Linked DNA regions of Homo sapiens: region 2 is linked to region 1. A link is a contact called in ENCODE Hi-C or POLR2A ChIA-PET data. All regions are on one chromosome and are shown on one strand. The core of a region is the stretch at or near the end of the contact, and the rest is flanking DNA. Distances in the headings are between cores, read along the strand shown.

Evidence for each region. Hi-C counts contacts between places; a loop is a spot of excess contacts on that map. ChIA-PET counts read pairs that join two places held with the same protein, here RNA polymerase II (POLR2A). Pooled maps may share reads with other maps.
Region 2: a loop to region 1 is called in a pooled map, with 2.3 times the contacts of the local background. The contact joins the enhancer-like site here to the promoter of MAP7 in region 1. A Hi-C loop is called at or near these places in 1 of 50 pooled maps. POLR2A ChIA-PET finds 5 or more read pairs at or near these places in 2 of 52 experiments (K562 and OCI-LY7).

What each region holds. Positions count from the first base shown.
Region 1 is chr6:136,548,867-136,552,231 of GRCh38, reverse strand. MAP7 (microtubule associated protein 7) reads left to right here and starts at 1,810. Exons shown (of 18, transcript NM_003980.6): 1 at 1,810-1,890. The coding sequence starts at 1,824. MAP7-AS1 (MAP7 antisense RNA 1) reads left to right here. Exons shown (of 1, transcript NR_186370.1): 1 at 1-1,509. RefSeq lists silencers at 1,509-1,858, 1,899-2,078, 2,089-2,138 and enhancers at 1,360-1,897, 2,436-2,974.
Region 2 is chr6:136,967,698-136,971,062 of GRCh38, reverse strand. No RefSeq gene overlaps it. Among named protein-coding and RNA genes, the nearest start is that of NHEG1, 24 kb to the left of the region's middle. Within about 2 kb of position 1,487, at least 4 of the 41 ENCODE cell types and tissues checked have a DNase peak (open chromatin) inside an H3K27ac peak, as active enhancers do.

The DNA.
Region 1 (3,365 bases), core at 561-3,060:
TGTTTGACATTTAACAGATGTCATCTGTTCTCTGCAGAGTCACTCAGCAGCCTCCCCTGTTGCAGACACCTCCTTAGGTTTGGAACACACTGTCTATACAGGGCCTAAGTGCAGGATTTTGGTGTGTTCCTTATTTCATTTATTTTTGTTTAACTTGTGGCAGATAAATACAGGTTATCAAAAGAATGGGACAATGAGTAAGCACACACCAAACTAAACAAAACAAAACAAATAGAAACATCACAAGTCTTGAATTTTTTTTTTTTTTTTTTTTTTTTTTTTTTTTTTTTTGGTCAAAGAAAGAACTCATTGGTTGATTTAAGTCGGTGGTAAATCAGAAAGTTGAAAATAAATCACCCTCCTTCTCCAGGGTTCTTCCGGATAGTTCAACTCTAAATTCAGCTGAGAGTATTTCTGATGCTCAAAGAAAAGTGTCTTAAACTCTGATGTTTTAATGTAGTTAAAAAAAACACAAAAAATCTTTGCTGAGGCCCAAGCTGAGGTCAAAAACTACCTCTAGCCATCTGGTGCTTTATTTTTATTGATTAGAAGTCTCTGATAAGACTGATTTGAATGTGATTTAGGAATATCACATTCTAAATGGTCAGTTTGCCTATTCCATTATAGAAATGACACTACGGGAAAATTCATCATCACAGACCACAGCAGAAGTGTTCTTTAGTTAAAGCTCTACCTAGTCATCCAGAAAGCCAGTAAGTAAACCAAATAAAAATAGTTCACTGGGCTCAGAGTGGCAAGTTTTGCATGCAAAGATCGTGAAAATTGTAACCCTAACAATAAATCCAATACTGTTCTCGACTCTCTTGTGTGTCCAGTGCTGCTGCAGTCCTTGGAAGGCTTTTAAACTGTTCAGAGCTTGCTGGTTATCTTCAGCCAAGCCAGAGAGTGGGAGTGCAGTGCATTTTAGTGTAACCATGCGGAACTGGTCGCTCCTTGATTTTGTGCCGTATGTTTCCATTTGTGTAGGCTTTTTCCCCCCTCAGTATTTTGTTGCTTATCCTTTAGAGCGAAATTGGTTTTTCCTCGGCCAATAATCTGTTTCTTTAAAAAAAGAAAAATTCGTTACCTATTGCCTTTTTTTCTGGTCTTCCTGAGCAAGCCAGAAGTCACAAGGTCGTTTACTAAACGGAAACTAAGAAAAAGAAAAGCCACATCAGCCGGCACAAGCCTCTCTAACTTGTGTGCCCTGAGGCTCATCAGATGCGAAGTCCTGGCGACAAGATAGGGTCGCCCGCAGTGGCTTCCTAAAGCGCAGATCCAGGCCGGCTCCCAGCGTGGAATCCGACCCATGTACTTCGCCTCTCCACGTGGCATCAGATGCTCTGCCGGCTGTCACCGTGAACTCCAGCCCTCGCGGAGCCGACACTGACCTGGCTACTTCAGAGTTCGGAGGGAAATAGCGTCTCCGTACCCTCGCCCCACCTGGGCTGCTCCTCGGACCGCCGCTCGTCCCAGACTCCAGGAGGCGCCACCAGGCCTCGCTGACCCCGCTCCATATCTCCGGGAGCCCTCAGCTGGTCGGCCGCGGCGACCGGAAGCTCCGGACTGAGGTACTGGTTCCGCCCGCCGCTCTTCCAGCCGAGACTCGGCAGCGGCGGTCGGAGCGGCTGCCACGCCGCACCTGCCCGCGAGGGGGCGCGCCAGGCCCAGGCCGCAGCCGACTGCCGCGCTCTCTGTCCCCGCCCTCCGCCATCCCCGGACTGCGCTCACCTGTCTGGGCCGCTGGCCTGGGAGGCGGGGGCCGGCGGGAGCCAAGCCGAGGAAAGGGCGGAGCGGCTCTCCGGGCGCGTCATCGGAGCACCATGGCGGAGCTAGGAGCTGGCGGCGACGGCCACAGGGGCGGCGACGGCGCAGTGCGAAGCGAAACAGGTGACCGCACAGCGGGGATAGTGGGGGTCCCGTCGGGCAGGGGACGGCGAGCGGGGCCGGCGGGCTGGCACCGAAATCACCCGGCGCCGGCAGCCCCCTCCCCGCCCGCGCGGCCGCGGCCCGGAACAACCGGCCCTGCGCGCCGCGCACCCTGCTCCGAGAGCGCCTTCCCCCGCCCTTCGCCGCCGCGGCTCGGCCAGCCCGGCTCGGCCCCGGCCGGGGTTGCGGCCGCCCTCGGGCGCTCCACCGCGACTTTCCCGCAACAGGTGGAGGCGAGCCGGGGGAGGAAACGGAGAGACCCCGGCCGCTGCCCTCCCCGCCGCGGCCTCGGGTCTAATTCAGTTGAATGGGAAATCGTATCCCCCAGACCAAACCAGTGGCCAGAGAGTCGTCGGCCAGGTGCGACTGGCAGGACGAGCAGTTTCTGGGCACCTCCTCCCGCCTTCCCTGGTCGCCCCGGGTGCCGGGGGCTCCTCAGCGGGGTCGGTGTGGGGCAGGACCGCGGGGTGAGCGGCCCGCCCCCCAATCTGGTGCCCGCAGTGGCGACGACCGTCGTCCGAGGGGACCGAGCTCGGGAGGGCCGGGGCCCAGTGCAGCACGGTGGGGGTTTGCGAGTGCGGGCTTGACGGGATCAGACTTTCGTTGACTTGTCGGAGTTCTCAGAGTTTTTTGTTTTTAGTCTGTGCAGGAGCCCAAAGGAGGATTGTTGGCTCTGCAGCCCGGGATTTGGTGGTCAGGCCTCTGTGTTGAGGATACCCCTCCCCCACAACCTCCAGGGGCACACTTAGGGACAGGGGATCACGTCCCCAAGACCAGCAGCAAGGCTTCCCAAGACCAGCAGCAAGGCTTCCCAACCCCGCCCATCTCTCCATAGTATGAAGCCGATTTTTCTCCCTCGTGATTTTTTTTTCTCCAGAGGCTATCTTGCAAATCCGTCCCTCTCCACTGGTTCCCTCTTCTATTCTTGGCCAGTAAGCTGTTTCTATATCTTCCTACACTTGGGGATGGGGGCAGTGAGGCAGTTTCTTACTTTAAAAAGAAATTCAATTCTTAGACTCTCCAATTGCAAGCTGTTTTCCACTTCCATACGGTCACAATCGGAAGCATTTGTTTCCTAAATGTAAGAATCACTGTCTCCCCACCATCAAGTATGCTTATTTTAACGTGAAAGGTCCAGAGAGCTCTGAAACAGTATTTGCAAATTATGTATCTGCTATTGCTAGGAAGAGGTTGGGTACGTAAAGTCTAATGATTTAATCCCTTCAGCCAAGATACCTGAGGTTAAGACTGACAAAGTATCTTGAACTTGTTTAAGTCATGCTCCTTCCTGTAGGGAGTTTGTCTTAATGTGTTCGCAAGATTGGTAGATCATTATTTTGTTTTGGGGTGGAGAAGAGATGCCTTTGTAATTGCTTTCGGGAATTTGATGAGCTAGACGCTGGGACGGGGCTCCCCCAAGTGAGGGCCCCGGGAGA
Region 2 (3,365 bases), core at 238-2,737, 420 kb before region 1:
AGCTTCAGGCATTCACATGCTACCTTGTGATGTTTGCCGGAATCAGCATATATTGTGTGCTATTTATTCATTCATTCAGCCATTCAACAAGGATTTACTGAGGACCTACTCTGGGATGAAGATCCAGCTAAACCAAAGTCCCTCTGTTGGGGGTGTGGCTACATTCTTAGGAAGCCGTATCTCTCGGTGGTTAGGAGTCTAGGCTCTGAATTCAGACAGATCTATGTTCGTCTGGATTCACACAGGTCTGCCCTTTAAAATTTTGTGAATTGGACAAGTTATTATGCAACTCCTCTTTGCTTCAATTCAGTTTTCTGTAAATCAAAATTTAATTCAAAGGGCTATTGTGACGATTAAATGAGGAACTACATTCAAAGCACTTAGTACAAGACTCAGCACACAGCTCTTAGTAACAGCTGTTATCTACTTATTTTTTTAACTAATTTTTTTAGCCTCATTCTGAGCAAATAAATTTAATACACAAGATGTATATTTCTAACACACTTGAAGATATATGTACAACAATTTCATCTGAAAATGTTTTTCTTCAATTAGCTGGGCATGCTGGCATGTGCCTATAGTCCCAGCTACACTGGAGGATGAGGAAGGATGATCACTTGAGCCCAGGAATTCATGGCTGCAGTGAGCTATGATCACCACCACTGCATTCCAGCCTGGATGGGAGAGCAGGGCCCTGTCTCTAAAAAAAAACAAAGAAAAAGAAAAAAGAAAATGTTTGTCATCACACATGAAGTCATTTCAGAATACCTATGGTACAGGTGTGACACTTGGGAAGCATAATTACATCATTCCTTCTACTAGGACCAGTCCATGCTTGGGCTGCATGGACTATAAGACCTCATTTTGCTTTGTGTACTGCTATCACTCCTATTCATCTTAAGAAAACAGTCATTAGATGTGCTTAATTGCCTCAGCATTTCGTATCCAGGGAACGGCCTGCACCCACTTCTTTGTCATCCAGATAATGATCGCAGTTGCACAAGGTGTGATGAAACCAGGCCCAGATCATGCGTGCAACTCAACAAAGACAACAAGCCAATCCATGGACAGATACTAAAATATTTATACCATACAGTGCTTAGGAAGGATTTTTCAGGGATGGAGACAAGAGCAAAGCCCTATGAAGTTAGCGATGTTCAGCACACAAGCTCACCCATCTCCCCATAGTGCTGCTCCCGTCCCAGAGGGCCTACGGAAGCCTGCAATACTCCCTCTCCTGTCTCCCTTTTCCCCAAGATGGAGCCTGGGGACTCTGCAAGGTCAAGGACACCAGGCAATCCCCAGCCAGAGACCTTGCTAGCCTCCTATTTGCTGCCACATAAAAGCAGCCTTTTCTAAGGCCAGACACCAACTCCCTCCTCCACCCCACGCGCTACACACAAACTTTCATCACCATGAATTACCTGGCAGTTATTAAGTGAGTCATATGGCACACAGAGATAGAGTATGTCAGAGGTAAACGCAGACGTTTTCCAGTGACTAGGCTGGGGCCAGCCCTCTGGGCAATTCAGGAACTCTCTGGACACCCAGTTTCTGCTTCAACACTAAACAGAGGCCACCACCTTCGTTACCCTCCTCACCCACCCTATAGCTTACAACCTGATGGGCAACCATATTTGGGTATAATCAAAGGGCTGTATCCTAGTCCTTTGTCTGTCTGTTACCAGCCAACGGCGTGACCCCAGACAAGTGTCACTCTCTCAGCCTTATTTTCTTCTTTTGTAAAATGAGGAGTGTGTTTGATGGGATTCCTAACGTCCCTTCCAAACTAGCATACTAGTTCTAGTTCTTCCGACCTGATTCTAACGACCTCTCTTCTCCATGACAACCCTTCCAACATTTAACTGTAGTGTTCAAGTCATCCCTTCCTCTGCAAACATCCCCTTCCCTTCCACACGTCCCTGTCACTCCTGGTTTCCAGATCCCTCTCTGCTCTGGTCATCCTCCTCTGGACGGGGGCCAGCTCATCAGCTCGGTTCAGATAAGGGGCACAGCAGAGCTTGCCTGGGACTTCTTCCAGAGCACCTGCTCATTGCCAGAACCAAGGCTGACTCAATTAGAACATCTGGTCACCTTCCCGTCCCCTGGCGCCTCCTCATCCTGTGGCAAAACCACTGGCTTCACAGATATAGTTAGATTTAAATTATTAGCCATTAGGAAAAGACAGAAAGGTACCCGCTGGCTAGGCATGGTGGCCCAAGCCTGTAATCCCAGCACTTTGGGAGGCTGAGGCAGGAGGATCACTTGAGCCGAGGAATTTGAGACCAGCTCGGGCAACATCATGAGAACCCCATCTCTACAAAAAAAAAAATAGAAAATTAGCCGATGTGGTGGTGCACACCTGTAGCCCCAGCTACTCAGGAGGCTGAGGTGGGAGGATCACTCGAACCTGGGAGGTTGAGGATGCAGTCAGCCAAGATGGCGCCACCGCACTCCAGCCTGGGCGACAGAGTGAGCAAGTTTTTGTTTTGGCGACCCTGCCTCAACACAAAAACAAAAGCAAAAAGTTACCCGGTAATGCATAACCTCATATTTTCCAAGGCATTCATTTAAGGAAAAAGAAAAACATGAAGAAAACTCTTTGTAATAAGTGCTGTGAGGCGCCTCAGCTCCTCAAACAGCAAGTCCCAGCGGGGAGAAAGCCATGGCTTCTGCAGTTACAGAAAAAGCACCCACTAGGCTAGGTGAGCACAGCCAAGAAGATATTGCTGCCACCGTGTGGCGACAGTTGTTATATTACCTCTGTCCAGCCCCGGAAGGACTTAGGGATGAACGGCTGAAGAAAATACGTATTGGCTGGTTTCCATAATTAGGAATCCTGAGACCGAAAATTAATGAAGACAGCACACTTGACCAAAATGTCACCAGATTGGTTCTCCTGTCTGCATTCTTCTCATCTCTCAGACCACTCACCTTCCTCCCAGCCCTCTTTAACATCGGGAACTAAATGTGCTTTGGACTAGACCTTGCGGCATGACAGTCATCCCTATGGTAGCAAGTGTGGCAGCATCTGACTGCCAATCTCCGACTCCCACCAGAGTGGGGAGTGATTTCTGAACCACAGAACCCATCTTTCTATCTCTCTCTCTCTCTCTCTTTCAGTTCTTAACCTTCTGTTACGTTCCTGGGACAGATCACATGTGTGAACCTTCTTGTCTCTTTGCCCCTACATGAAGGGGGTGTAAGCAGTGGCTAACTGAAGGGGGTGTAAGCAGTGGCTAACACCCTTTCTTGGTCATTTTGCACATCCCTTCAAGCTAGTTAGCTTAACCCCCTGGTCCCGTGCCCCAACTAACACCAATGTAGAGAAAATGTCTTTGTCCATAATCTAAGTGGAAGATGGA